Regions from separate parts of the Mus musculus genome. Here region 1 is linked to region 2. Evidence: chromatin loops called from intact Hi-C (ENCODE). Cell type or tissue: left cerebral cortex. All regions are shown on one strand. Links, peaks and the distances in the headings refer to the core of each region. The heading gives the core; the rest is flanking DNA.

Evidence for each region. Peaks named below come from ENCODE experiments on the same cell type or tissue, not always from the same donor. Only the 100,000 strongest peaks of a DNase experiment are listed, where the experiment ranks them.
Region 1: it touches region 2 in a loop (3-fold over the local background); 5 of 42 quality-filtered maps call a loop at or near these places.

Annotation. Positions count from the first base shown.
Region 1 is chr4:16,373,015-16,389,525 of GRCm38, forward strand. No RefSeq gene overlaps it. Among named protein-coding and RNA genes, the nearest start is that of A530072M11Rik, 220 kb to the left of the region's middle. In left cerebral cortex, for the core only: no CTCF peak of the experiment used is centred there; DNase peaks (open chromatin) are centred at 10,231 and 11,054.
Region 2 is chr4:17,852,473-17,868,983 of GRCm38, forward strand. It overlaps Mmp16 (matrix metallopeptidase 16), which reads left to right and starts at 820. Exons shown (of 11, transcript NM_001379519.1): 1 at 820-1,015; 2 at 1,174-1,380. The coding sequence starts at 1,249. In left cerebral cortex, for the core only: a CTCF peak has its summit at 8,477; a DNase peak (open chromatin) is centred at 8,492.

The sequences.
Region 1 (16,511 bases), core at 9,221-11,720, 1.5 Mb before region 2:
ATAAAGAAAATCCAAAGTGAGGCAAAGCTGGAGATAGAAACCCTAGGAAAGAAATCTGGAACCATAGCTTCGAGCATCAGTAACAGAATACAAGAGATGGAAGAGAAAATCTCAGGTGCAGAAGATTCCATAGAGAACATGGGCACAACAATCAAAGAAAATACAAAATGCAAAAAGATCCTAACTCAAAACATCCAGGAAATCCAGGACACAATGAGAAGACAAAATCTATGGATAATAGGAGTAGATGAGAATGAAGGGCCAGCAAATATCTTCAACAAAATTATAGAAAAAAACTTCCTAAATCTAAAGAAAGAGATGCCCATGAACATACAAGACGCTTACAGAACTCCAAATAGATTGGACCAGAAAAGAAATTCCTCCCAACACATAATAATCAAAACAACAAATACACTAAATAAAGATAGAATATTAAAAGCAGTAAGGGAAAAGGGTCAAGTAACATATGAAGGCAGGCCTATCAGAATGACACCAGACTTTTCACCAGAGACTATGAAAGCCAGAAGAGCCTGGACAGATGTTATACAGACACTAAGAGAATACAAATGCCATCCCAGGCTACTATACCCAGCCAAACTTTCAATTACCATAGATGGAGAAAACAAAGTATTGCATGACAAATCCAAATTCACACATTATCTTTCCATGAATCCAGCCCTTCAAAGGATAATAACAGAAAAAACCCAATACAAGGATGGAAACCACGCCCTAGAAAAAGCAAGAAAGTAATCCTTCAACAAACCTAAAAGAAGACAGCCACAAGAATAGAATGCCAACTCTAACAACAAAAATAATAGGAAGAAACAATTACTTTTCCATAATATCTCTTATTGTCAATGGACTCAATTTCCCAATAAAAAGACATAGACTAACAGACTGGCTACACAAACAGGACCCAACATTTTGCTGCTTACAGGAAACCCATCTCAGGGAAAAAGATAGACACAACCCCAGAATGAAAGGCTAGAAAACAATTTTCCAAGCAAATTGTCTGAAGAAACAAGCTGGAGTAACCATTCTAATATCTAATAAAATCGACTTCTAACCCAAAGTTATCAAAATATACAAGGAGGGGCACTTCATACTCATCAAAAGTAAAATCTTCCAAGAGGAACTCACAATTCTGAATATCTCTGATCCAAATATAAGGGCAGCCACATTCATTAAAGAAGCATTGGTAAAGCTCAAAGCACACATTGCAGCTCACACAATAATAGTGGGAGACTTCAACACACCACTTTCATCAATGGACAAATCATGGAAACAGAAACTAAACAGGGACACAGTGAAACTAACAGAAGTTACCAAACAAATGGATTTAACAGATATCTACAGAACATTTTATCCTAAAACAAAAAGATATACCTTCTTCTCAGCACCTCATGGTACCTTCTCCAAAATTGACCATATAATTTGTCACAAAACAGGCCTCAACAGATACAAAAATATTGAAATTGTCCCATACATCCTATCAGATCACCATGGACTAAGGCTGATACTCAATAACAACATAAATAATGGAAAGCCAACATTCACGTGGAAACTGAACAACACTCTTCTCAATGATACCTTGGTCAAGGAAGGAATAAAGAAAGAAATTAAAGACTTTTAGAGTTTAATGAAAATGAAGCCACAACATACCCAAACTTATGGGACACAATGAAAGCATTTCTAAGAGGAAAGCGCATAGCTCTGAGTGCCTCCAAAAAGAAACTAGAAAGAGCACACACTAGCAGCTTGACAACACACCTAAAAGCTCTAGAACAAAAGGAATCAAATTCACCCAAGAGGAGTAGACAGCAGGAAACAAACTCAGGGGCAAAATCAACCAAGTGGAAACAAGAAAAACTATTCAAAGAATCAATCAAACCAGGAGCTTGTTCTTTGAGAAAATCAACAAGATAGATAAAACCTTAGCCAGACTCACTAGAGGGCACAGGGACAGCATCCTAATTCATAAAATCAGAAAAGAAAAGGGAGACATAACAACAGATCCTCAAGATATCCAAAACACTATCAGATCCTTCTACAAAAGGATATACTCAACAAACTGGAAAACCTGTATGAAATTGACAAATTTCTAGACAGATATCAGGTACCAAATTTAGATCATGATTAGGTTAATGATCTAACCAGTCCTATAACCCCTAAAGAAATAGAAGCAGTCATTAATAGTCTTCCAACCAAAAAAAGCCCAAGACCAGATGGGTTTAGTGCAGAGTTCTATCAGACCTTCAAACAAGACTTAATTCCAGTTCTTCACACACTATTCCACAAATTAGAAGCATAAGGTACTCTACCCAATTCATTCTATGAAGCCACAATAACTGTGATACCTAAACTGGAGAAAGACCCAGAAAAGATAGAGAACTTCAGACCAATTTCCCTTATGAATATCGATGCAAAAATGCTCAATAAAATTCTCGCTAACCGAATCCAACAACACATCAAAACAATCATCCATCCTGACCAAGTAGGTTTCATTCCAGGGATGCAGGGATGGTTTAATACAGAAATCCATCAGCGTAATCCACTATATAAACAAACTCAAAGACAAAAACCACATGATCATCTCGTTAGATGTGGAGAAAGCATTTTAAAAAAATCCAACACCCGTTCATGATAAAAGTCTTGGAAAGATCAGGAATTCAAGGCCCATACCTAAACATGATAAAAGCAATCTACAGCAAACCAGTAGCCAACATCAAAGTAAATGGTGAGAAGCTGGAAGCAATCTCACTAAAATCAGTGACTAGACAAGGCTGCCCTCTTTCTCCATACCTATTCAACATACTACTTGACGTCCTAGCCATAGCAATTAGACAACAAAAGGAGATTAAGGGGAAACAAATTGGAAAGGAAGAAGTCAAAATATCACTTTTTGCAGATGATATGATAATATATATAAGTGGCCCTAAAAATTTCACCAGAGAACTCTAAACCTTGTAAACAGTTTCAGTGAAGTAGCTATATATAAAAATAACTCAAGTCAATGTCCTTTCTCTACACAAAGCATAATCAGGCTGAGAAAGAAAGTAGGGAAACAACACCCTTCTCAATAGTCACAAATAATATAAAATACCTTGGTGTGACTCTAACTAAAGAAGTTGAATATCTGTATGATAAGAACTTCAAGTCTCTGAAGAAAGAAATTAAAGAAGATCTCAGAAGATGGAAAGATCTCCCATGCTCATGGATTGGCAGGATCAATATAGTAAAAATGGCTATCTTGCCAAAAGCAATCTACAGATTCAATGCAATCCCCATCAAAATTCCAACTCAATTCTTCAATGAATTAGAAAGGGCAATCTGCAAATTCATCTGGAATAACAAAAAACCTAGGTTAGCAAAAACTCTTCTCAAGGATAAAAGAACCTCTGGTGGAATCACCATGCCTGACCTAAAGCTTTACTATAGAGCAATTGTGATAAAAACTGCATGGTACTAGTAGCGACAGACAAGTAGACCAATGGAATATAATTGAAGACCCAGAAATGAACCCACACACCTATGGTCACTTGATCTTTGACAAGGGAGCTAAAACCATCCAGTGGAAAAAAGACAGCATTTTCAACCAATGGTGCTGGCACAAGTGGTGATTATCATGTAGAAGGATGTGAATTGATTCATTCCTATTTTCTTGTACTAAGGTCACATCAAGTTGGCCATCATTGGAAAGAGAGGCCCATTGGTCTTGCAAACTTTATATGCCTCAATACAGGAGAATTCTGGGGCCAAGAAGTGGGAATGGGGGGTGGAGGGAAGTGGGGGGGAGTGTATAGAGGGACTTTTGGAACAGCTTTGGAAATGTAAATGAAGAAAATACCTAATAAAAAAATTAAGTGCAGTGCTGCCTTTAATACTGTCCTATTCAAGTTTGGTTTGAACATTTTGGAGTTTGGTCCATATTACCTGTCACAAAACCAATAATCAGAATCAAGTATTGGAGATTAAAAATGTACTTGACTCAGGTAGCCAGGTTATTATTCTGAAAACTCCATCTTCTCTTTCATCTTTAGCCAGCAGCATATACAAGGTAAGAAAACAATATAGTCTACAGTTTAGTCTTGCTCCTTTTTGAGGTAGCTAGCCTTGTCTCTGGAATTTTATCGTGTTGGTGACTTTTCCCTTTCATTTCATCTCCATATGTTTCTCTTTTTGCCCACTGTCATTGACCTTATAAGAGAGGGATTGAATACACTAAGGGCCTTGAGTCTTGCAGTCCTTCAGATCTGCAGTCTGGATGACATCCAGCTTGAATGTTAACTCAAAATGAGCATGGGATTAACAGTGTCTATGTGTTGACCTAATTACTTGTACATTCTTCTGCAGAATGATGCAGAAGTGTGCTGTTATGATATAGAGCCTGAAATGCTTGTTTGCCCTCTACCATAAAGACTTCACTGTTTTGTTTTGTTTTGTTTTTTGTTTGTTTGTTTTGTTTTTTGGTGTGTGTGTGTGTGTGTGTGTGTGTGTGTGTGTGTGTGTGTGTGTGTGTGTGTGTGTTTATAGGGACCTGGAACTGATAATTTGAAAAGAGCAACTTTTTGTGTCAAGTTTTAAAATTTATTCTTCTTTCATAAATTACCTCCTGACTTCAGTTTTCTCTCCTTCCTTTCCCTTTGTGCCCTCCCCCTATTTACTCTTCCTCTGGTTTCCTCATAAAATATCAGTCCTCACATGGCTATCAACCAAATGTGGCATATCAAGTTGCTGTAAGACTAGGCATCTTTCCTCTTAGAAACAAAGAATTGTCAATAACAGTAGGTGTCACTATAGCAAAGGAAGCCAGGCATTAAGGATGTCTTTTCTTTCTTTTTCTAGGAAACATCACATTTTACAAGAGAAATTGTAGTCTAATCTGTTGAAGCTAAATGTGTCCATCTACTTACATTGTAGAAGGCAGATTTCATTTAAATTAACATCTGATTAATCAGATCATCATTGATATAGTAAATTTGCATCCTTTCTGGGAAGGTAATTCTAATTTTTACAAACCAAGCTTATGAGTATACTTTCAATTCTATATTCTAGAATTTGAGCCATTTCTTAAAATATTTATTTTATCTTTAATGATGTGTATGTGTCTGTATGTGGGTAAGTGTACATCAATGCATGTACTCATTGGGGCCAGAGATGTTGTGTCTCTTGGAGCTGGAGTTAAAATGGCCATGAGTCACCTATACAGGTACTGGGAACCACACTTCTTCCCAGCATATGCTCTTAATCACTGATCCATCTCTACAGCCCTGAGTCATTTATTCTTAGTAAATGTTCAAAAAATAATTTGATTACATATATTTCCTTACCAATATGTCATTAACTATATAATATCCTTGTACAAGAAAGATATGGAAACACCTGCCTTATAAAATGAATGGTAAGCATGAAATCAATACATTAATTTATGTGTTAAATGAAATTTCTTGATCATCAACCATGTACTGGTTAGAGTAGTTACCAGATGCACATGTGCATGGACCTACTGGTGCTTTCAATCTAGCAGATGCATTACAGGTTTCTGCACATTTTGAATTTTAAATTACTTTTCAAGGGTATGAGTCATAGCATCATTTTTGAATTCACAGGCAGACAGACTCTGTGAGGCTACCTTAGTCTTTTCTTAACCTACTTTGATATCTTCCACATCATATCCCCTTTTGATATTCAGCTCAGGAATTTTGAGAGGAATAGAGGTCTCCATAGACCACAAGGGTAAACATGTTTTAGATCTGGTCAAGAAGGGTTTTATATATAATTATTTGTAGAATTATGACAGACCATACCTTCCACAGGCCATCCCTACATCCCCCTGGATACCATCCTTGTCCTCTTGCCTGTCTCACAATCAGACCTGACACACTGTTGGTTTTGTTTATGCGGTTGTCTTTCATTATTTACTTCTATTGACTAATCTTCCTAAAATGCACCTCTTTTATCTGTTCCTTTGTAAACTCATCTATATTTTAAGACCTAGCTAATTAGCTTTCTTTAATGCTTTCTCGCTGCTATCTTGGTTAAGGTAGTCCTTTGGAATGTTTCTGCATCGTTTGGGCAGTCTTTTGGTTGATTTTGTATAATTTTTCCCCATAATTCTTCACTGAATGCTCTTTTCCACTTACAAGGTGCCCTACCTGTGTTTGAATTTAATTGCCTAATGTGTTCATAGTGATTTGTATGGTCATCCAATACAAGCTACTCAGCACTACTCTGGGAGAAGTCTGTCTTTCTGTGACATGTTAGTGCTGATTTTCAGAGTCCAGTAGTAGAGTACTTCACAGCCTAGGCTCAGAGCCATTTCCATGCTCTACTCTTTGTGTATCAGAAAGGAAGAACTGCATCATCACTTTGTTCGGGTTTGATTTAGGTGATGATATAAGGGCCTTATCCAGGAATATGTATTGATTGAAGTAGGGCCTTTCAGATCATTCTAACTTGTGTTGCTTCTCCTCTACATTCCCCCAACATTTACAGCTTGTGCTTTCATTATCTAATGATGATACTCTAGTTTGTTATATTTCTTCATTGTGATGTGTTTTGATGTGACTTTCAACCTAATACTTACAATTTTACATTCTTTTTTATGAAAAAGGACTATATAATCATGAGTGTACTGTTTTTAATAGCTGAGTACTACTATGAGTGTGTTTATAAAAACAATGAATTTATGACATTTTTAGGCAAATGGATGCATCTGGAGAATATTATCCTGAGTGAGGTAAACCAATCACAAAAGGGCACACATGATATGCACTCACTGATAAGTGGATATTAGCCCAGAAGCTCACAGTACCCAAGATACAATTCACAAACCAAATTAATTTCAAGAAGAAGGAAGACCAATGTGTGAATACTTCGATCCTTCTTAGAAGGGGGAACAAAATACCCATGTAAAGAGTTACAGAGACAAATTGTGGAGAAGAGTCTGAAGGAATAACCATCCAGAGACTGCTCTACGTGAGGATCCATCCCATATCCAGTCACCAAACCCAGATACTGTTGTGGATGCCAACAAGTACTTGCTGACAGAAGTCTGATATAGCTGTCTCTTGAGAGGCTCTGCCAGTGCCTGACAAATACAAAAGTGGATGCTCACAGCCATCCATTGGACTGAGCACAGGGTCCCCAATGAAGGAGCTAGAGAAAGGACCCAAGGAGATGAAGGGGTTTTCAGCCCCATAGGAGGAACAACAATGTGAACCAACCAATACCACCAGAGCTCCCAGTGACTAAACCACCAACCAAAGAGTTGACATGGTAGGATTCATGGCTCTAGCTGCATAAGTAGCAGGGGATGGTATGGCCTAGTTGGTCATCAATGGGAGGAGAGACCATTGTTTCTGTGAAGGCTCTATGCTCCAGTATAGGGGAATGCCAGGGCCAGGAAGCAGGAGTGGGTGGGTTGGTGAGCAGGGGGAGTTAGATGGGGATAGGAGGTTTTTGGAGGGAAAACAGGAAAGGGGATAACATTTGAAATGTAAATGAAGATATCTAATAAAAGAGACGCTTTCCTTGATTTCTTCCTTCTTCACAAAATCTATAACTCAACAAATTTTATTCTTTAAAAAATCACGAGTGTACTGTTTATTTATTAACTTTTGAGAATTTATTACTCAGTCCAATTCTTTTATTTTTTGTATATTGTATTAGTTGGGGTTGTGCTTAGGCTATCGACAGACTGGTTTAATGGCAGAGGCAACTGATTGGGAGGCTCTCCTGTTTTGAATGGAGGACTGGAGAACCAGACTTGGAATAGAAGGGCAGCCTCAGAAGTTCTTAGAAGTAGGACAGAGTTGCATGAGAGCCAACACTGAGAAAGACAAACCCCTTCTTCTCCATTTCCACTATCACTCTCGTCAACACCCAAGATAAATTGACCAGTTAGGCCATGGGCTTGCTTCTTGGTTCTCTTAGATTTATGAATAGGAAGAACAGAAGCTGAAATTCTCCAGTGATTCCTTGGCCTTTCAGAAGACATCATGGATTTTCAAGAAAGAAATGGATAACTAGAGTAACTGATCAATAAATATAATAACAGACTTGCATTTATGTATCCTTGCCCCATCAGAAGGTGACTGGGCTTTTCAAAATTATGACTCTTGTGCTTTTTGTAAAATTATGTATACAATAAGGTTGTCTACTGTGGTGGTTTCTATGATAGCTAACCCCTATCTTCTTGGGCACTTGAATTCCTGGACCTCAGGTGTTGACTGTTTGGGGATGCTTAGGATGTATGGCCTTGTTGGAGGAAGCTTGTCACTAGTCAGCTTTGAGGTTTCAAAAGCCACACAATGTTCCCAGATTGTTCTCTCTTATTGTTTGTGGTTTAAGATGTGAGCCCTCAGCTCTCAGCTTCCAGTTCCAGGAGCTTTGCCTGCTCACTGCTAGGCTTTCTTGCTGTGATGATGAAGAACTCTTATCCCTTTGGAACTGTAAGCCTCAAATCAAATTTCCCTTTGATAAGTGGCTTGATCATTGTGTTTTATCACAACAATAGAAAAATAACTAATGTAACAATTCCTATAGTCTTACATGGTTGTCTTAAGGATTAATTTAAATAAGGTAGAATATAAAAAGAATGGCTATTAAAACAACTGACACATAGTAGGTACTCAATAAATTATACCAATTATGAACTGTATGCATGAAGCAGCAATTATTTTCTTTGCCTTTGAGTAGTTACAGTTGGAAAAGGAAAAAAATAGTAACTAACTTCATTTAAACTTCATACTATCTTGGAATTAAGAAGGGATAATTTTATTATATATGAGGTTTTGAGAAGTTAACATGGGGTCACACAGCTTATAAGTGGCAGGCCTGAGGCTTGGGACAGTTTTTCCTGGAACGACTGCCCATTAACTTGGGGAAATAAATAATGCATAGTTTAGGGCAGTTATTTAGTTCAATTCTATTTGGAATGTTTTACTAAGGGTAACCTGATATGACAGTTAGTATCAGAAAATATCAATACAATCAATTAATGTTTTAATACAATTGTAGTCTAGGGAGAAGGGTGGACATATACAAGCTTTATATATGTAAAACTTTAACTGAAATTCAAGATAATTCAACAAACACAATGATTTTAAATGTATTTCCTTTAATAAGCATAAGTCAAGGAGTTTGGTCTCTGAGGTTCAGTGATTACTAAAATAATAAGCAACTGCTCTCAGGGTGGCTTATATGCTGCTGTATATAAACATCAATACACTCATGAAGAACTTTTAGTCATGGAGGAATCTTCAAAAGAAAGGGCAGAGGGAAGTTTGTCTTGGAAGTTGGTGGAGGGTAATTTTGATGTAGGGTGCTTCTGAGGGTCTAAGTGGTCAGATGTGTTCAGGTGTATGTGACATATGAGAGGAGTATATGGGGCAAGGAGCAGAAGTTGGGCATGCACTGGGGGCTTTAAAGAGTCATAGTAAGCCTGTACAAAAACAGGGAGGTGGGTGCCAAGATACACAGATCTACAGTGAGAGTGTTTAGATCAGTATTACGAGGTTACTAGATGGCCCTAAAGAAGGGAAAACATTGAAGTCAAAGTAGTTTTTGAGAGTTAGGCAATGGAGGAGGAAGTGCTTTGGTCAGAAAGCCCATAGGTTATAAATTTTGGAACAATGGGACACTATGACTTAAGGATGAGAGATTAGGGTTCATGAAACATGCTTAGTAAGAGAGTTGTTTCCTGTGTGGCAGGAGAGTTTGATGCTTCTCAGCATCCTTCTCAGGATGCCACGAGAGGACATCAGGGAAGAAGTAAGCTATCAGGATATCAGGATACCATTTTCTAGGCAGATAGATATATCTGTTTTAGACAGAAAATGCTGGGACCACATGAATGAAGTAGAGGCAGCAAGGAGTTCATTGAACTTCCTTCAAGTAGGTCAGGTGAGCCATGTTGAAGAGCCACCTATGTATAAGACATAGACATTAACATAGATAAGAGCTTTTGACACAAAGAGCTGGCAACTTCCAGCACAAACTGTGTGTAAGTGATAAGAGGAAAGAAGAGAAATCTGAAGATGACTGCAAGGCAAGTTCAGACGGATGCACTTTTCTGAGAGAGGAAGCTTGGTGGTGGGGGGGGGGAAGCTGTGACTGAGTTGGTACATAAGGAATTGGCAGGGCTCCTGTAAATGCTCCTGAGAGCCTCCTGGGAAATCACTGCTGGGAGTCCAGGAAGTTTGGCCTTTGAGAGCACACCTATTCCAGCTAATTTTTTATAATCTGTGAAAAATGTTGTGAATTTTTAGATGTTTGCTATTTTCAAGAAGACAGAAGTTTCACAAGTGTTTGTCAGAACCAACTGGCATTTTCCACCCAAGGAAAGGTTTTCATCTTCCAGAAACAGAATGTTCAGTAAAAGAGAAAGCTACTTGATGATTTCTACTTCCTTTTTCTAGTTCTGGAAGCTGAATTGTTAGACTGGCTCAGAGCTGAGGAATAATATTATAATATTAGGGAATATTATAATATCACCTTAGTGTCTCCAAGAAAATCATCTTGTTAAAATAACCCCTCACTGATAATGAAAAGATATACCAGCCCTGGTATCCCTGCAGGAGGTAATAGGAAAGAGTAGAATGATAGAAATGTTTCCTTAAAATTTATTTTTGACTATTTTGATAGTTCTTACAAAATATCAGATACAGAAGAGTAGGCCTGGGGGGTGATATAAATTGCTAAATAAGAAAAAATGATACCAATAAAAGAGATATTGAGGCCACTAAGCACTTAAAAGATTGCATTTGAAATAAACTGCTCTCTGTTGTGCCAAGCTGGACATCTGAAAATTAAGGGTGGATTTTATGTTCAGTCCCAATCCCTGAATGATTAGGAACTGCTTTTTTTGGTTTTTTGTTTCCCCTACACATCGATTGTATAGTCAATCTTAACACATACATTTTCTCTCTTGAACCATACAGCTTTTTCCTTGTTAATTTGAGGTATAGAGCCTGGGTTTCATGATACTGAATTTACCATCAAAGGTCATTTTTAATTGCTATCTCTTGTGTCTCAGACTGCATCATTGCCTATCCAATGTGACTCAGCCTGGGCCTAGGCACTGACTCATGGAGCACCGCATAGACTAGTGACACAGACTGAGTGTCAGATTATGCCATATGAAACCAGGGAAGAGAAATGAGGCTTCTATTGCCAAATTCCTATCTGACCTTGATGCAGTCTAGAAAGATGAGTTCATTTTTCAGTTTTCATTGTTATCATTACAGTGACTATTAACTTCCTGGTTTATATGAATTTATTCAATTTTGTTTTGGAAGGATGTGGGGTATAGAGACATGCATATTTTTCATAAAATCATCTCACTGTAGTGGAGATGGCTCAGGCTGTGGAGATCTTATGGTCTCTTGGCCTCTGTTTCAGCAATCAGATTCAGCAATTTCCTTTCCCATTTTTCTATGGCCTTTGTATTTCAGACTCACTGTCAGGCACTTATTTACTCCTGTAAAGCTCCGTAGGACAATGCTATTGGCCCTGCTTTGCAGGTTGGGAACTGTCAGTTTTCCAAGGACACACTGCTGATAAGTAATGAGCTTGAGATCTGACCTGTGCTGATCTCTTCTCAGAGCCACTCCTTCTTCAGCTTCTTCCTAAATTTCTTGTCTGTAAATTATGACTGTTATAACACCTATCTTCAGGGGTGTTGTACAGAATAATAAATAGAGCTATGAAGGGAACAGGACCCTACTTACTACATGTTAGGCAACCAATAAGGGGTTGATGCTATTACTAAAACTAATGAAGAAAAATCTTAGCAAAAGTTGCCATAGAAATGAAGCCCTAGCAGGAACAAAACCTTTGATCCTCCGGTGTAAATGAGTGTGTTGTTACTGGCTCTTGAAGCATTTGATAAGGAAGTCAACCAAGGAATAAAAGTTGTGAAATGTCAATTACTGTATATAGCATCTTGTTGGGAAACAGATTTTTCTCTTTCATTTTAAATCATGTAATATTCCATACATCACTCCATGTTGATCCGATAGAGCTTTTACTCTATAATGTTTTCTCTAATGAAAATAAACTTGTGAGATTCAGTAAATGTAGTCTGTACTCAAGGTGGTAGGGGAGAGCTGAGCTTCCAGAATAAGTGTGGAGAGCACTACTTTGGGGCAACAAATTTCTTTTACCTTTGGTAAATGGCATCTAAACAAATACTGGAACACAAGACAAAACCATAAGAGAGACCTAGAGTTTTATAAGAATAGTAACTACAAGGAAAATGTCCTAGAAAATTCTTGATCATGACATAAAAGAGAATAAAAAGCATGTGGCTCTGCCCATTTGTTTTGACTTTTCTGTCAACCAAAGAGAAGTGAAGATATATTGTCTCTGATGAGAAGGGGCATCAAGATAGAGCTTGAATGTTTGAGACCAAGGGAAATATCTCATTAGTCTATTTTTAATTTTTTACTGCTGGGCACTGCACCCAAGTCCTCTGCATGCAAAGCACACCACTCTACCTCTGAGCATCCCCGACTCTTCTTGCTACCTTTCTCCTTTTCAGGCATGGTCTCATTATGCAGCCCTGGCTGGCCTGAAATTTGCGATGTTGATCAGGTGGCCTCAAACTCACAGAGATCTGTGTGACTCTGTTTTTGGATTCCTGGGATTAAAGGCATGTAACATCATATGCAGGGGTTTGTTTTGTTTTTTGTTTTGTTTTGTTTTGTTTTTGATTCACCTTCTAATACTTAAAACCAAGTGCAATTCTGATCAGAGGTGGCACTTGTAACCGATTGTAGACACGGACATTAAATGATAGAAACGATTACTGGGAGCAAGGTTGGTTATAAAGGCAATTGGCTCATGTGGTCTGTGTCTTTCAGACTTCTGAGCTGTATTCCTATGGGAAAATTCAAGTGCCAAAATCAAGAGAAATGAGTAAGGACAGATGCCCATCTTGCTCTGTCTGGTGAATAGTGGAAAATCTAGGGGCAGCTGGACCTCTTGATGGAGATAATCACATGATTGAGTTTAAAGCCATAAAGGAAGGGAGAGGGGCAGAAGAAATTACAGAAGCCATGCCATGGTATTTTTCCAGCACAAGTTGGAAGAATTTGATTGCAGTGAAACTCAGGAAAGAACAGCATTTAGAAAACTGTTTTTCGCAACATAATGTCATCTGTTAGGACTGGCAACCAGAGACTACAGAGTATAGACTACCAAGAGAATGACAGTACTGAAAATGTGTATTTGATTCTTACAGCTGCTCTATAGGACATTCTTATTATCCTCTCTTATCCATGTTAAGGCCAAACTTCACAGAGGCTAGCAAGTCACCCACTATCAAAGTCATTACAAGTGGCTGAACCTGATCTGTAGTTCTTGTTACTTAGTACCCACCTCAAAAATGGTCGGAAAGTGTTGGAAAAAGGCAATAAATGCCTATGGTCAGCTCTCAGTAGTACACGGTCTAGTGGATAAACAGCTCTACTTTGGATGCTTATTAATATTTGAATTTATAAAAGTGGAATTTTTATAATTGTTTTCTCTTTATATTTATTTCCTTGACATTGTGTGGATGGGATATGACTCAGTGCAGATAATCTGGTGTGAGAACTAAAAGAGGGGCCCTGGGGAAGGGAGGGAGGAAAGACCCACGATCTGCCAGAATTCCACCGATGGTCTGGACAGGCAGACATGGGAGAGCTGCCACACGCTTCTCACTCAGCCTGGGGTGGTCATCCAAGCCTCTGACCCACTCTTCAGGGGGCTGACAAGGGGCAGCCCAACCTGGGAGCCCCAGGGCTACTCCCCAAAGCCCCAGGGTTATGGGAGTGAGGGATGAGGGAAGACAGGTTCCCACACCGGCAAGAGTGAGTGCAGCCTTGACGAGCAGAAACTGTCTATGGTTTTAGAGATTTATTATAGAGAGGCAGGGGGAAAGAGAGAAGGTAGAAGAGACAGAGAGAGAGAGAGAGAGAGAGAGAGAGAGAGAGAGAGAGAGAGAGAGAGCGAGCTAGAGAGAGAGAGAGTAAGAGGGAGAGAGGAGAGGAGAGGAGAGGAGAGGAGAGGAGAGGAGAGGAGAGGAGAGGAGAGGAGAAGACAGAGAGGAGAGAGGAGTGAGAGAAGTGAGAGGTAAGAGAACAAAGGAATGAGAGAAGTGAGAGAGAGGAGAGAGGGTGAGAGTGAGGAGTAAGAGAGAGATGAGGAGGGGCCTAACAGCCCCTTTTATGGTCTTTACTGTTGGTAGGTAAGTGGGGAAGAGTTTAGCCTGGAGGTCAGAAGCTTGGGACATTGCTTACATTACTTCTAGCCATGCTTCTCTTGTGGGGGGTGTGGGGGGTGGTACCTTAGGCAGGAACCAGAGTTCCAGGAGCATGAGGGAACGCCTACCGTGTTATGCAGGTGAATTATCACCCTTCCAGAGTTCAGACCTCAGCTCGACTGAAGACCAGCCTGCTTGTGCATAGCCCAATGTCCCACAGTCTGGTAATTTTATTGTGATATATTTTGTTATTAATTGATCAAATTCCTATAATGGTAACCTAATATGAGCCTGGTTATGTATTCAGATTCATATACTCATAAAAGAACTAAGATTTATTTTATAATAGACTCTAGCAGATCTAAGACACCTATGTGAACAAAAAGGGGAAGATAGTTTCCTCAATGTCTAACATCTATGAAATGACTTTTATATAAATCACCTGATATGGGAAAGAGAAGGGAACTAATATTTTGAGACTAAATCTAGCTTGACCCTGGGAGTGTGTATTGCCTGTGTTTTTAAAAATTCTTATCTAACCTGTCTCTAGAGGTAATTATTAATCCTTTCTCTATAAATAAGGAAATCGAGTCTAGGGTGAGTTAAGTAACTTCACAGACAGCAGATAGTGAGACCAGCATTGGTGGCCAGTATATGATAGTGAGAGCAGTGAGTCTTTGCAATTCATGGCCACTCTTACTATATCACACACAGACTGCTTTGTAAACAACACACAGCACCAAAAAGGAGAGGTATCAGTCAGAACTCCATTAGAACAGGAGTTCTAAGCAACTAGGGCTTTGCTTAGGAATGTTCTGGAAGGGTCCAGCCATATGAACAAGTGTTACAGCTGGACTCTCAATTAGAGCTGTGCCACAGAAAGAACAGCTTTGGCTGCTTCCTGAGCTGTCTGGGGAATATGGAGGATGATCAAGTAGAACCATTACCTAAGGAAGTTAAATTAAAAATCTGCTGCTGCTGTGACTGCTTCTGAGTGACCAGGAAGCTGGAAAATGGATGATACAAACATTTTGTAGAAAAGTCTAAGATTTCTATGATAGCAGCCCCAGCAGCTCCAGTAGCAGTCTCCACTGCCTCTGCTGCCAAGAGATAGTTTCTGCCTCAGTTCTGTCTTGCACATGTTGCCTGAGTATGGCTGGAGTCTAACGTGCTTATAGAGGACTAGTTGCAAGGGAATTGGGAAAGTATGTCTCCCTTTTCTAGTTTCTCAACTAGAAAGGAGAGATTATTGACATTCACCGAGTCATTCCACAAAAGGTAACACTATTAGTTGAAATTTGTAATAATGGTAATAATTATAATGTGGACTTTTCAACTTAGTGGACCACAAAATGGAATTGTAACTTAACATTGTGATGGTTATCTGATTTTTAAACTCTTGATATCCACAGTCTCATCCTGACTGAGTAGGACCTTTGCTTTCCACATGGTTCCTGCCTTTTATCAATGCACAAGGCAATTCACGTCTAGCACTGGTTTTATGGTCTACTGGCTGTACTGAAATGTAGTGCTTTAGCAACTCTGAACTTTGACATGTTTATAATGGAATTTAATCTGAAAATATGCATGAGGGAGGCTTGTGAATCTAATTTATAACCAGACTAACTTTCATATAGGTGTTGAACAGCCTATAAAATTAATTGTTGGCCTTGGATTTTGAGGTTAATTTTGTTCTCCTTTAAGAGACATAGTGACTTCAGTAAGTGAACTGAAGGTTAAAATCCCAACTCCTTTAAAGGGACACCTAGCCTTATGAATTTGTATTAGTACTAAAGCTGGCAGAGACATAATATAATTAAAACATATGAAATTCCATTTTTAAATGCAAAGCAATACCCCAAATTACAAACCTTACAAAGGACCTTTGGATAAGCAATCTGTTGTGTCACATCTCACAATGACCTATGGTCTTTCTGTTGTTATTATTACTTTTTAAATAAATACATTTATTTTTATTTATTCAATCGTGTGTATTTTTGCCTCCATGTGTATGTCTGTGCATCATCCATGCATACCTGTTGACTTCAAAGAGTGTCAGATATTCTGAAAGTGGAGTTACAGACAGTTGTTAACTGTCATGTGGATGCTTGGACTTGAACCTGGGTCCTCTGGAAGACATCTAGTGTTTATATCTGCTGAGCGATTTCTCCATCCCAATCTTTGTTATTATGATCAAAAGATATTTTTTTCTCCAAAATTGTGGACTTTTTTGAACTTTCAAAATGCACCTTATTCTGTATTC
Region 2 (16,511 bases), core at 7,513-10,012:
ATGAGTGTTTACCACTCATTTGATGAGGGTAGTTTCATTCTGGCTTTGACTGGTCTCCTACCAAAAACCTGTGCCTATTTCCTGAGCCTATAATGTTTCTGTATAATGTTTCTCCTGGGAGACAGGAGGCCACAGACTTAAGGGACCCTAACAAAGTTTTTGATGGCAGAAATTTGCCATCTCGGTCTTACAAACTTGGTGAGTCTGGATAACTGACCCAGACTACCAAGCACCACACAGGAACCTGGGTGTACTCCTGATTTCCAGCACTAGGGATCTTTTTGAACATCTTTAACTAAGATGCTGAATACCCTTCAGGACCAGGCCCAGACTGCTCCTCAGCTTCCACACGGGTCCACAGCCCAAGCCCCACCCAAGTTCTGGTTGGGGAGGGGCGCACTTGTTTTTAGATGCCTGGGCAAGGGGCAAGAGAGGTGTAGCAAGAATCGATTTTCTCTAGTGCTAGGTACCAGACATCTAGATGAGGGACAGGTAATAGGGAAAAAGAAGAGTTCGTCACGAACTAGGGCCTTTCGCAAGGGCCCGGTACCCAATCCAGTGTACCAGTATCTAAAAGGCATCCTTGAGTCTTCTCCTTTAAGAAGCGCGCCTGCGTGTGTTTCGGGTGAGTGAGTATGTGTGTGTGTGTGTGTGTGTGTGTGTGTGTGTGTGTGTGTGTGTGTGTGTGTGTGTGTATGGCCGAGCGCGTGCGCGCGCGTGTGTGGTTTGAGTGTGTGTGCGCGCGGGGCCCCCAAGATCCCCGCAGACCCCGGGAAGGAGGAGTTATGTAGATTACCGATGAACATTCTGGAGGGGAGCAGAGAGGAGGGAAGGAGCAGTGGAGGCAGTGAGCTGGGAGCGGCTGAGGCCCTTCCCGCAGAAACTGGGGGCACCGGCGGCGTAGGAGGTGGAGAAGGCGGAGGACGCACGGGCTGGAGGCGGCGGCTGCGACTCGGCGGCGCTGGGAATCGGAACCGCGGGTGAACTTGGGCGCCACGTTCCGGGCGACGGCCGGGTGAGGATGGTGAACACTTGCCGCCGCTGACCCTGCCTTTCCTCTGTTTCTCCCCGGCTGCCGAGCCTGGCGCCCATCCCCATCCCTGGACGGGTGGGTGAACCTGCAAGCTTTTACCCACCCCAGGACTGGATTTTTTTTTTTTTTCTTTTTAAAAGGAAACAGGGAGTGGACATTCGGAAAGAGGGAGAAAACGCAGGGGAGCTCGTCCATCCGTTGAGGCACAGTTCACTATGATCTTACTCGCATTCAGCTCTGGAAGAAGGTTGGATTTCGTGCATCGTTCGGGTGTGTTTTTCTTGCAAACCTTGCTTTGGATTTTATGTGCTACAGTCTGCGGAACGGAGCAGTATTTCAATGTGGAGGTAAGAGTACCATGCTTCCATCCTCTTGCTCGGCTGCTCCCTGGAACCTTTCCTTCACTTCTTGGATCCTTGAGGCTCAAAGCACATTGTTTCTCTTTCCAGTCAGCAACCAAAACCCTTGTTGAGTTTGCCAGGGTTCTAAGTGATGGATGCCTGGAGACCAACAATCCGTTATCCCCAGCTGCACAAAGCACCATGCTGCACGCTCAGAGACACATTGTAGCAGACCGGTGCTGCTTAGCCAGGAAAGAGGCAAAGCTCTATGTAGAGCAAATGTGTAGTTTTATAAGAAAGCTTGAGTTTATGCTGCATACATAGCTAGGGAAACCACATTGATGGTTGGCATCATGTGCCTGGGTATTGTTCCTGCAATATTTCTCCTTGTGGTCTGTGTCTAACAAAGGGAGGTAAAAATCAAAGAATCCAAGGAGAGTATGGGAATACTTGATATGCTTAATAACATCACTTTGTGATAAAACACTCAAGCAGACAGTGTCTTTCTATTAGACCTAACTTAATACGCTGTAACTAGATCTAACTGTACAGAGCACATGAAATCTATCTCCTCTAAGAGCCTACTCTCTCTCTCTCTTCCCAAGAGACTGGAAATAAATGTGGCCCCTTCTAATAGTTTGGAGTTGTGTTTTAAATTTGATTTCACACTGACATGACAAAGCCTAGACATCTTTGGTTGCCATTTGTTTTCCTGTGGTGCCTTTGGGAGCATATAGCAACAGCAGTGGGCAACTTAAGGAGAAGGACTTGTCAGACCTTCGTGAAAGTGCTCTTCCTGTCATCAACTGAGCTCTAAAGCTGGTCATGTGCAGTGAGTCGAGAAAAGCTGTGCACACCTGGGCTTTTTGTTGCACAGTTCCTTACACTAAAATTGCACTTAAGGTGGGGGGTGTGGGAGGGTCTGGGTAACACAAACTTCCCGTAGTTATCACAGCTTTATATATCTCAAAAAGAATTACCAGTGAATTAGCACCGATTGGTGTGGTTCTTTGCGGTTGCAAAGAACTGGCTCTTGTTCCTATTGTGTTAGGAGCTCCTGTTTACACAATAGTTGGACCTGTTGCACACGGTTTGAACATGCTTCATGGAACCAATTTATAAGCAAAGTGTTCATAATAAGTGCCAGGTGTGGAGGTAGAGTCTTCTATGGACTGTACTTTGGACTCCATATAACGGGGCAGAAGCAACGTATTTGAAAAAGTAAAAGCCAACATCACAGGAATTAAGGAAGTTTGCAGATGTTAAGTAGGGATATGTTTTAAAGAAACCACAATTTGAAAACCACACAATGGATTTTTTTTTTTTTTACATAAAAGCAGCAATGGAAAGCAGCTGAAGGTCCAGACTTTTCTGGATGACAAAGTTGAACTTTTGGAATTAGCTGTCATTATGGATTGTGTACTAACATTTAAATGAGTAGATAATTTAATTGCAATAGAGGAATGACTAGTTCATAGGCTGAAGGAATGAAACTGGCAAGCTGTTGTTAGTAATGCTATATACAGAACAGGCTGTTGCTTGGTGGTAGAGGATACTGTGATGTGGGGTGAGGCATAGTAAGTCCTGGTTAGCATCTTGCTTCCTGTGAGAATCTGAGGCTGAGTGGATAGCTGCCTGCTAGGAGAACTCTTAACTTACCATTGCAGGATTAAATGACATCAATGTTTTGATGATTATTAGGTTTGTTTTGTGAGGCTAAATCTAGGTTAGATTGTATTACTTTATATTGGAATCTCTCAGTCAGTTCAACCGGATATTGTTACCTGAAAGAGGTTGAGATACTTTTATAAAGATGATTTCTTCATTGCGTTTCAAATATCTCCTTCCATCTCTCAAGGTTTATGTGAAGAATAGTTTGCAGAGCCACTTTTCCAATTTTAGGGCATTTGAGTTATTTCAACCATGCTTATTAAACAATTCAAAGATTTAGCTGACAGATGAAAGAGTCATGTGCCCTCTGAGACCTTAGTAAGCTTACTTAACACAAAGGGACTTTTCTAATGATTTATAGGAGATTGTGTTTCATAGTTTGCATTATTTCCAAATAGCTTTTTAAGCTCTTTAGCACTTCTTTGGTTAGATGTCTAGGCTTCACACACACACACACACACACACACACACACACACACACACACACACACACACACACACACACAAACACACACACACAGATTCACACACATGTGATATTATATCAAGTAGCTGATAGTAAAATCAAATTATCATACAGTATCTAAGATAATAGAACAATTTCTTACTTGTGTTTGTGCCTGATGAATATTTACTCGATATCTCTTTGTAATAGGAAATGCTAGCGGAAAGAATATTGCATTACTTTCCCAGAAGAAGCACTTGTACCCTACACTCTAGTCTTGGCTGCAAAACAGACACAAAAAGCATGCTTTATTCCATTGATTCTCAAAAGCAAGCCAAAAAACCAACCAAACCAAACCAAACCAAACCAAACCAACCAACCAACCAACCAACCAACCAAACAACCAAATATCCAGCAGTAGTATCAATCATGCTTTAGGCTCCTAGTATCCTGATTTTTTTTCCCTAATATATACACTAAGTTATTAAGTTGGACCAGAGCTTTGGAGAGATTCCATTCATGCTGACAACTAAGATTACAATGTTTTATTCATTGAAGAACTTAATTTTTGATCATTCCCATACTTTTTATTTGTATAATTTAAGGTTAAAAGGTGCCTGTATTGTTTTTTTTTTTTTTCTCCCTATAGAAGGGGTTGGGCAGAGGTATTCATGTCAATTAATTCCTGTCTGATTTTAAGAAAATAAAGATTTAGAATGTCCTATTTTTAGAATGGGTGGTAGAAAAAATAATATTCTTATGGAAGCCAGTGATAAAGGTATTTTTGTGTGGTTTTGAAAAAGCAAATAGAGTATCAAATTAAAAAACAGATACTCTCAAAGATAGTACTATGGGTAGATTGCCTGTGTTTCTCTATTGCTCCTTAAGTCATCAGTGCATATTCGTCACTGAGGTCTCTCTGTATTCTGGAAATGGTAATAGTGTAACTCAGCACATTTCAGAGAAGCAGCATGACTGATATTAACCGAAAGTCAAAACTGCTGTCATTGGATAACAGTCTAAGGCTCAGGTACTCATTGGTCAGAAAGCTGAGGTTGTCATTGGTCAGAAGCAGCTAAATTATTAACAAGAAATTGTGAGTTAGATCCTATACTCTTGGAATCATTTTATTCTCAACGTCGTTACTAGGAATTGGAGATTTCATGATTTTTGAGTCTATTTTTTGGGTGCATACATTCTTTGTTATGAAATTTGAATTACATTTTAGTTTTGATGGCAATAACTTATTAACTTGGATATCATGTCATATATATTAGCAGTTGTAGATTGAATTTTGAACAGCAATGCCTGCTTGCTAGGAGGAAAAACATTGAAAGCAGGATCCATGGTGAAAATAAAGCATGTGAAACTGAACTATACATAGAGCAAGTTGACAATGATGATTACAGTTTGGAGTCAAAATCTTGAGGAGCCAAAGTTTGATTTTCTTAAATCAAAGAAGATTTCATATTAATCATTCATTAAAAATGTTACAAACTGTGACTGTAATTTTTTTTTTCATTTTCTTATATTTGTTTATACAACTGGTTGTGTTCTCTTCATCATTTTCTGGTTTGTTTCATCTGTCTGAAAAGGTCAAAGTTTCATTTGGATAGTTGTATACTGCATTTGAAATTGCCAATAATTGATTATGAGAGATTTTAAGAGATAAAAATACATACATTTTATAGATTTAAAAGTACTGTATGTTGAGACACTTCTATTTCCTATTTCTTGCTTTCTACTTCATTTAATCTTCCACATTCACTATTTAATTAGCTCACAAAAATATATCCAGATCTAACTTCTACCTACAACATACCATGAGTCTGTGTCATAGTAGCTGATAGCTTATCTGCAGCAGGGACCCTGTAACTAATTTGTAAGTGTGTGTACCTGTTATAGGACTGTAGGCAGAATGAACACTCCATGAGCTGCTCATTTGAAATGTTTCAGAGGGACAGAATCTACAACCAGGAGACCAGAAGTTACAGTTCTGGGCTCTCCAGCTTCTCCCTGTGTCTCACATTGGCTCTGCTTTTCTCTCTGGAAGTTGCCTGGACAGGCGTTGCCTAAATCTAGAGTTCTTTCAGAAGTGTTTATAAAGGTACACAGACTGGGGAGGCACATTTGTTCTGACAACCTCTTGAAACGTCCACTGACATTTGAAGTCCATCTCTGTGGGTTCATCTGGATTTTTTTTCAGACTCTTCTAGAAAATTAATATCAAGTTATATTCAACATCTACTTTCTTACTTTTAAAATAAATTTAAAAGGGCTGTATATGGAGTTTCTACTTATTTAGGGTATGTAGTTACTAAGGAGAAAATATTAATGAACTTGTTCAGTTTAAATTTTTTGTTGTTGTTGAATTGTTATTACATGTTGATTTATTTCATTTTGAGACACTCTGCAGCTATTCACAGTGTATCTTTTCTGAAGATTTATGAATGACTAATTAGAAGTTTTTCAGGAATGTACTGATAAAGAACACCACTCCTGACACTAGAGTTCCTGCCTTCTATAAAATCCCATTGCTTCTGTTGGAACACTTACAGTCTCTGGAAGATACAGTTTGCATATTTGAAAGATGATACTATTTTCTTTGTAGCTTATTTTGATGTTTGAATGAATACTATACTGGCATATATATTATAGGAATAACTTCTTCACGTGATTAAACAATATATATCTACATATATATGTGCATGTATAGATGTATATTTATATTTAGACATCACTATTTTTAGTTGTAAATCAATGTTGATACAGAGGACATTGACATGATAACAGCAAATTACATAATAGTCGATCACAGTCAGCCAGTCTGAAAGATGTCATTTAAATATCGTTTCTATTTTTGCATTATAATGTCCTGAAATCAATCATGATAACATCAGTACATTTTCTTCCTGTGTTTTTTTTCCCTTAGACAGTTTAGCTTAAGAACGTGATTTTCACATTTTGTCATGTCATCTGTTACTATCATAGAATGTCAAGTACTGCTTACACCTTCCATTACAAGGCAGAGTTTGCTCAAATCTGTTCATAGTTAAAATAATACCATCAAAAATAGTACTTTATAATTCAAAGAGCATGTGCATTTGTATCCACTTAGGGATCAAGTGATTTATAGACCAATCATAATCAAAGCCTCAACATCAAGTTTCAAGACAAGATAGAAAAACAAAAACAAAAACAAAAACAAAAACAAAAACAAAAAAAAACAAAAAAAAACAACGTTTTCCATGAACACAGAGAGATAATAAGTTTGTCTTCATGTAGCCTTGGGGATGACAATGCGATCCCTAGTGGAATGTTGTGGATCATGGAGTAGACATCTAGGACAATGACATCAAGTCTGGTGTTTTCAGTAACTGCTTTGAACATGGTCAAGCCATTTTTCATTGACATTTTCTAAAGAAGCAAGTATTAAAATAAACTGCCAATAATGCTGTGATGGTTTGTATTGATTGCTAACTTGACAAGATCCAGATCTCCTTGGAGACAAACCTAGGATAAGTCTGTGAAATATTTCTCTAGATTGACTAATTAGGGTGGGAGATCTATGCTAAGTATAGACTAAGTAAGATAGGCATAGAAACTGAACACCTGTTCTCACAAGTTCTGTTTTTTCTTCCACAAGTAACTATATATTCAGTGTGTGAACCCAAATAAATTCTTCCCTTAAGTTGTTCAGGCATTTTAATACAACAACCAGAGGAAACAAAACAAAACAAAACACCCTCCTTCAAATAGGCACAAAGGGCCATTTTCAAACTTACAGTAGCTAGTCTCTGTTTCATTATCTGTTGTATATATAGCATGGATATATTGTATATTTACCCATGATATATCAGGGGTGGTATATGCATACATATCACACAATTTGAGAACAATTTAGGTTTAAAGGTAAATATTTCAAATTTTCTCTAGATTGAATGCCTTTGAGCTAAGCACGGTTATGGATTACATGTAGCCACATTATCATCTCTAGCAGCAAAGTGATACAAAATGATATTTCATTCTCAAGTATCATTCCAATCTTGTTACTAATAAAAGCACTAGGCTAAAATTAATTTTTTTACCAAGGTAGCAAACTTTAAAAATAAATATTAAAAGCAAGAACATGTTATCTACAACAGAATATCTGTCATAAGTGGTACATTTTTAAGAAAAAAAAAGGAAGTTGGAATATGTTGTGTGAGTTTCTTGAGGGTGTATCTCAAAATGGATACCTATCAATCCATTCATGCACCCATCCATCAATCCATCCATCTTTCCATCTATCCATCCATCCATCAACATACCCATCCATCCATCCATCCATCCATCCATCCATCCATCTATCTATCTATCTATCTATCTATCTATCTATCTATCTATCTATCTTTTTATGTATGTATGTATCTATCTATGTATCTAAATATTTATCCATTCTATCTGTCAATAATGCATGTATTACGTATGTATGTATGTATGTATGTATGTATGTAAGTGCCTAGAGAGCGGATATTTATCATATCTGCCTTTCAGGTTTGTTGTCTTACTATCTCCTATCTATGTATCATGTGTGCTCATTTTGCCTATTGTGGAAGATAATTTTGACATATCATCTGACTGCTAGTTTATCTTTCTCACCCCATATTTAATCTTGAGCCTGAGAAATATTTATTTCTTAAAATATGCAGCTAATATAACCAATGAGAAATTCCATGCAAAATGATAAGTGTTAAATAATTATGTAAGTAATCCCAAAGAAACAAAAGTTATCTTACATTACTTTTCCTTATGAAAGTTATTTGTAGAATTTTGGTATGATTTTTGAAACCATCTTTGATTGATGCTTCCTGTCATGTAACAATGAGTTTATGATGTTTCAACACCTACACCGCTGGTACACTGCTTTTTTAATGTTTGGATTTGTTAGCAGCTTGGTGAGCCATAAAATAGGTTGATTAAATGTGACCTCTGAGTGCAGTATATGAAAAGAGGCTAGAGGGCACAATTGAGCTGTCTACTAAATACTATCGTGGTTTAGAAGAATTTGGTTTGAAAATCAAAGAAACTAGGTAGAATCTGATGTCACCCAAAGACTCATAGACAATCAAAGATTTTTTTATTGTAAGCACATAGCTCATGATTTAAGATGTCACTTGGCCTGAATGGCCATCACTTGGAACCAAGAATTGCATATTTCCTCAATTCAGATGCAAATTAATGTTTCTTTGGGGGAAAAATGATGTTTTTAGCCTGACAGAGTGCTAAAGAAGGTGATCATGTAGCATTGCTTTATATATTTTTTTTCATGGTTGTGGCAAAGGTTATTATAATCTATGTTTTCAATGACTGCACTTGCTTTTGGTATGACCAAAATGAGTCATGTACTTAGAAACGAGGTGGATAAGTTTAGTTTGATAATACCTGCTATACTCTGTGTTGCAAACATCAAATTTTAAATGTACAAAAAGGTTATTTAATCCTTTGATATCTACTTGTATTATTTTCCTAGTATTTATTATATGTATATGACTATTTTCCAATAAAGACAGGTTTTGAAATACAGTTTATGCTATTGTTTTTATGATGACAAAGAAGTTATTCACCAAATTATCAAATTAACTTATTTAAACAGGAGATTCAGTAGTCTTTCAACTTGAAAAGCTTATAACTTATAAAAATGATTATTATATGGGAGAAGTATGTAAATAAGAAGACATTCACTAATACATTAGAGAGTACCAACATTTAATTAAGGTATAACCTACTCACAAATGCAATTCAGGTTTTAGAAATGTGTTTTAGTCTAGTCACTTAAGTGAGATATGGATAAGCAAAATAAGCTATGTTTTCAGGAGAGATAATTATTGGAAGAATGCAAGCTATTTAAAGGAATGAAAATTTCAACTATTTGCTTTAGCTATAGACAAGAGAAGGCAGAGAAATATCCTTCTAGGGGAAGCTGGATGCTGTCATTAATGGCATTTCATGTCTCCAAATTGTGTGCACTTGATGTGACATGAGTCACATGCCTCAGCACATGTCTGAAATAATCAAACTCAGTGCATATCACCAGAAGAATTTTTCTATGGGGACTTTTCAGAGCAGAATCACTGTCATGTGATAATCGTTTGTAGTGATTGATATTTGTGTTTGTTTTAGGTATCTATCTTTTGTGCATTCATTCTTTCTTTAAACATTTGCTTGCCTGTTTCCTCTCAAGTGTCTTGGGGCACCTAGTATTTTCAGAATATTTCTGAATCTGCTTTACAAGTTGGAAAATGTTAGGAGAAGCCAAATGTCTACTCCTCCTTTCTTTCAGCATGAGTTAAATGAAACAAATGCAAGTAGGTAGCAGAAAATAATGAATGCCCAGTTGCTTGGATATCCTTGAGAACAAATTTAGTCTCGAATCCCGGCCAATTACAGATAACTCCATTTGTATAGATTGAACATTCTTAGTATAGCAGCAAATTTTCTTATGCCACTGACTGCTTTGCACCTGTATGGGATTAAGGATAATAGTTTACTCCATGGGTAATTCAGAATTAGGCAGCAACATTTGCTTCCAACAGGTTTGCCATTTTCTTTCTTTTTTAAAATTAATTTATATTTTACACTCAATATTCTATTTGCTGCCCCCCTATCACCCTCTGACTGCTCCACATCCCACACCTCCTCTCCACTCCCCCTGTATGCCCCACCCCCACCCCACATGACCTCTAAACTCCCTGGGGCCTCCAGTATCTTGAGGGTTAGGTGCATCATCTCTGAATGAACACAGACCTGGAAGTCCTCTACTGTATCTGTGTTGGGGGCCTCATATCAGCTGGTGTATGTTGTCTGTTTCATAGTCCAGTGTTTGAGAGATCTTGGGGGTCCAAATTAATTGAAACTGTTGGCCCTCCTGCAAGATCACCCTTATCCTCAGCTGCTTTCTGCCTTCCCTAATACAAAAACAGTGGTCAGCCTCTTCGTCCATTGGTTGGGTGCTAATATCTGCATCTGACTCTTTCAGCTGCTTGTAGGGTCTTTCGGAGGGCCATCATGATAGATCCCTTTTTGTGAGTACACCATAACCTCATTAATAGTCTCAGGCCTTGGAACCTCCCCTTGAGCTGGATCCCACTTTGGGCCTGTATCTGAACCTTCTTTTTCTCAGGCTCCTCTCCATTTCAATCCCTGTAATTCTTTCAGACAGGAACAAATATGGGTCAAAGATGTGACTGTGGGATGGTAACCCCATCCCTCACTTGATGCCCTGTCTTCCTGCTGGAGGTGAGCTCTATAAGTTCCCTCTCCCTACTGTCAGGCATTTCATCTAAGATTCCTCCCTTTGATTTATGAGTGTCTCTTACCTTCCAGGTCTCTGGTGCATTCTGGAGGATTCCCCCAACCTCCTATTTCGTGAGGTTGCCTGTTTACATTCTTTCTGCTGGCCTACAGGCCCTCAGTCCTTTTCCCTCACCCAATACCAGATAAGATTCCCCCCTCTTCCCCACTTCACACCCCTATTCCTTCCCTTTTCTCCCCCCTCTCAGTCCATTTTCCTTCCCAGGTTCCTCCCTACACTTGTGATTACTTTCTTCTTTCTTCCAAGTGGAACTGAGGTGTCCTCATTTGGGCACTTCAGCTTTGTTGAGCTTTTGGAGTTCTGTGGACTGTATCTTGGGTATTCTGTACTTTTTTTTTTCTTGGCTAATATCCACTTATTAGCCATTTTCATTGATTGTAAATAGCACATCTTTAATGATAGAGTGTAAACATGTAAACAGTCACTCATCCTTGAGACCGAGAGTAAGAGGAGTTTTACTTCCTATAGTCTCTCTTGTGACTAGAAGTGCAGAAATAGGCACCCTTTGTCATTAGGTACTTACTAGAGAAAAATCTGGGAGATTAGGTCAATGGAATGACCTCCGACTTCAGTTGTTTCAATTTAACCATAAAAGCAATGTTAAATAACAATGAAATGCTTAAACCTTAATATCCTGAATTACCAGGTTTCATTATCACTATAGTGTTGTGAGGTCGCACACTTTCCAGAAACACATTCCAATGAAGTGTTTGGGGGAGAAACCTAGAATTAAAGTACGAAGGTTATGTCTGAAACATAGGCTCCTAAGTCAGTTTAAGTAAGAAATGATTTCCAGGTTCTCAGGAAGGGACATTGGATCCACTTCCACTTATGACATCTTTTATACTCCAATATAAAAATAAATATTTAATATACATAATGAATTCAAGGGACCTGAGTTCATTATGAAAGTTTTACCTGGAGTAAAACTGAATAGAGGGCCTAGATTTGACTGCTTGATTCAACAGTGATTATCTGATAATCAATAAAGTTTTAGTGTTAAATATCCATTATGATTTTTAAGCATTAGAAATGTATAACCTATCTAAGACCTAATCTGACATTCCATATTATGTAAGCTGAATTATAATCTTTTTCTCAACAATTTGTAGCAATGTAGTTTACTACTGAATATGTTCAGAGGTCATAAACATTTCAGCATATTTTATGATGAAATTTACTGACCATTTTAGAAACATAAAAGAAAACTTTCATCAGAGGTGGACATTATGATGACCTGCAGGAAAGCATGTTTGTGTGAAAGACTGTGTGTTTGGGTGTGTCTGTAGCCTGTAGTGTTATATGGTTTTTGATAATTTCTGTATTTATATTTTTATTAGTTGTATCGAAAGTTCAAGATAACAAATATGTAATTTCAAAATGTTCATTTGTAATATAAAGGAAATTTCTTAATAGGGAAGAACATACATACACACGGAATGACAGGAGAGAGAGAGAGAGAGAGAGAGAGAGAGAGAGAGAGAGAGAGAGAGAGAGAGAGAGAGAGAGATATGCTTCAAAATATAATTGAGTAAATCCTTACATCTTATCATAAGGCCTCATATCCAGCCCGTGCTGTAGTTGTGTAGTTGGTGACTGATGCATATGTATTAAATAAGATTTCTGGGTCTTATGATTGTTACTGTGTGTAGCTTTCATGACTCATAATTTATTCATTTGTCTTTTAAAGGAGATTTGTGTCTAAACCAGCTTAGTAGGGTAAACTCTAGATCGTTTTGTGAAATTATCGGTGTTAAGAACTTATCCCATAATGTTTCTGCTTTCTCTTAAATCAGTACATCCCAGTGTGTGTGATAGTTTTAGATACCGTGCCCCTTAAACACTGTAAACTTGAGTGGGTAGAGGTAATGACTCATTCTCCAGTTACTCACATGTAAAACAGGGAAGATAATGATCACATTTGTTGTAACATTAAAGACTTAAGGACAGATATTGAACAATGATGAAATAACATCTTCAGAATAAGAGTTGCTTATATACATTAAATCATATTTTTAATATTGCCTCCCCATGAAAAATAGCTCTCAAAGTGTACAAAACAAATAAACACATGATTCCTAATAACTTAATGTTTAATAGAGGCTGAACTATCTCTAGGAATTGGTACCAAATGAGGTTAACTATTTCTTTTTTTTTAATGCTCTTTTATTTTCAATATTTTTTAAGGTATTTTCCTCATTTACATTTCCAATGCTATCCCAAAAGTCCCCCATACCCTCCCCCCCAGTCCCCTACCCACTCATTTCTACTTTTTGGCCCTGGTGTTCCCCTGTACTGAGGCATGTAAAGTTTGCAAGACCAATGGGCCTCTCTTTCCAGTGATGGCCAACTAGGCCATCTTTTGATACATATGCAGCTAGAGTCAAGAGCTCCGGGGGGTACTGGTTAGTTCATGTTGTTGTTCCACCTATAGGGTTGCAGATCCCTTTAACTCCTTGGGTGCTTTCTCTAGCGCCTCCATTGGGGGCCCTGTGATCCATCCAATAGCTGACTGTGAGCATCCACTTCTGTGTTTGCTAGACCCCGGCATAGTCTCACAAGAGACAGCTATATCTGGGTCCTTTCAGCAAAATCTTGTTAGTGTATGCAGGATATGGCAGTCTCTAGATGGTCCATCCTTTTGTCACAACCTTTTCTGTAATGGTTTTCAAAAGTGTGACTAAGAGGAAAAACTACGTTTGGCAAACCCAGACTCTCAAGATATAAAAAGTTTGGAGAGACTGAGGTGGCTAGAGTTCAAAGGTCAATATCTTAGCATTTCCATTGCTGTGAAGCAGCACCATGACCAAGACAACTCCTATAAAGGCAAACAATTAATTGGGGCTGGCTTAGAAGTTCTGAGGGTCAGTCCACTATCATCATGGCAGGAAGCATGTTAGCATCCAGAGAGTCATGGTGTTAGAGGAGTTGGGAGTTCTACATCATGTTCCAAAGGTAACCAGAAGATTGACATCTTCAGGCAGCTAGAAGGAAGCTCTCTTCTGCAATGGGGAGGGCCTAAGAATAGAAGGAGAACTTCAAAGCCCACCCTCACAATGACATACTTTTTCAAAGAAGGCCAGACTTCCTAATAATACTATTCTTTATGGAACAAGCATACTGAAAGCACCATAGCCAACATCCTGAGAGAAAATAATACAAAAAAGGAACACATGAAAGATCTGTAGAGGTTTCTCTCCTTGTGGTTTCTGTGCCTACTATTGAACTCACTAGCCAGGGATAGGGGAAGCAACCAAATCGATTAGAGGATGTAATAACTGGTTTTTAGCAAGCAATAGCAATAATGCCTGCTCACCTATTCTAGGCAGACTGGAGCATCTCATTTTCAAGGGATACTTGTAGAGTACTCAAAATTACCCTGCCATGGTATGTGGGAAATAACTATGCCTAAATGCAAGAAACTGTTTCTGCTTAACAGTTCGTAAAGTCTGAAGATTTGGAACATTTCTAAGTGACTTATCAGTGAAGTGCCATAGTAGTGATTGGAATAAATAAATATGCCATACCCCAAATGGTAAAACTCTGTGTGTTTGTCATCAAATAACAACTTACTAAGCATCGGGATGATAAGTGAAGCAGTGATAGATCAGACAGAGAAATGTTGTTCATATAATCAGGAAGACCTGAAGCTAGGTCTTTATCACTCACTTAGAAAAGGAGAGTGTGTGATCACCGAGGGGTGAGGGGGTGGGGAGCATCTTCATAGAATCATGGGGAACAGGGAAGAGGAGGGGGGGTTAACGGGGAAGATGGATAACATTTGAAACAAATAAAATAACCAATAAAAGAAAAGAAAAAAAGGAGGTCATAGGAACAGAAAGCTGAATGCCAGAGATGGAGACAGCAACATCCTTGGGGTTTATTGGCTAGTGTGTCCTTCTCCGGAATCAAACTCTTGGTAGAGAATCTATCTTTAAAAATCAGGTGGAAAGTGAATACGGAAGGAATGTGATGTTGTGCTCTGGCCTCCACCCCCACGATAACACACATGAATGTTCTTCCAGAGCATATAATTCATGCATGTGGAAAGAAGCAGAAAAGAACAGTCTGAATAGAGCACTCAGTGTATGTGAGTGGAACCCAAACAGACATAGATATTAAGCTTAGAAAATAAGAATATTAAGAAATTGTAACTGTATTATTTATGTTCAAAAGTTGACACTGTAATCAACCTAATGTCAGATTAAATTTCTCTATGGGTAGGTGATAATTCCATATACTATGTCCCATAAATTGACATGTGAAAGAATAAATTGAAATGTTAAGACGCTTAACTGTAGAATACACTGTTGTCCAACATTTGTGTTTAGTTGAGTAGTTCACTCCTACTGCTAAAACATTACAGGAATGCCAGTGCTCTTTTTGATTTCTAATCTCCAGTTTGGATCTTTCTTCTCACTTACACCTCTGTTCTCATCTGTCACCCTCATGAACAAGAGATGGATCTCTTCTCTCAACATGTTCTCTCCCTTGTGTTTCATCACTGGTACTTCCTAAACCTCAAGCCTAGGTACCAGTCTTCCTGCTTCCTGGCACTCAGTCACAACCTCAGCCCATTTGCCTCATGCCCTGTATTTAAACCGACCTCCAGTCTTTTCACTTCTTTTGACCAGCCTGGTTTTTGGGACTTAGTAGCTCCAGTCTTCACATGCTCCATTATTCCTATTCCATGGCTCTTCTGCAAGACTTCCCACCGCCAAAGCCAACCCCTATCTTTAGCCTCATAGATAAATATTCAAAGTCTGCATCAGGTGACATATCACAGCTATAGTCTCTGCATATCTAAAAGAAAATGAAAATCGAAATAACTCTAAAATGTGTTTCATATGTGAGCTATATTATTAGAAAGATTTGATAAACCTTAAAATACTTATTTACAAATTCACGAAGGATGGTATTGATATATTTGTCTTACAAAATATACTTTATGAAAAGTAAATAGTACCAAACTTTAAGAAAAGGAGCATTGGTTTACATTTTCTCAAATACCTGTTGTAGCTAAATGAAAAAAAGAAGTAGCTAAATTCTTCTTCACACTTTTGCATTTACATAAGCAATATTACAAAATATACATAGCCTCTAGTGAGTTCAACAGGCACTTGCAAGTAGATGAGAGTAAAGGGATAGGTTTTGTAGCAACTTGTGAAAACAGTTTAATCTAGGAGGCACTGAAGGGCCTTAAAACATTTAGGTTGATATATGATGTATATACCATATATAATATGTTTATATGTATCTCCTGCTGAGACTGTTTAGTCTAGCTTGTGTTTCTATAATGTGGCACTGTCCACTTTGTACTGGATAACTAGTTAGAGCACTCATTCTTGTGAATGGCTGAATCTCCCTTTTCTTTTTCTTTCTTTCTTTTTTTTTAAGTCATTGGTTGCCTGTTATTCTTCATTGAGTGGTGTGATTCCCTAAGGTTTCCCCATCCACAGTACTACACCTATTGATATTGTTATTTTTCAGGTATTGAGTAGAATACATAAAGTTAAGTTATAGGTGTAGCTTCCCTATCATTTCTAAAACACAAAATCTCAGAGTCTTTTCTAAACATCACTGTTGAAAATCCATTGATTGCTCACTAAATGCTAAGATTTGTCCCATAGGTGTTTAATAGCTAAATTCCAATTCACTCTCCTTCTG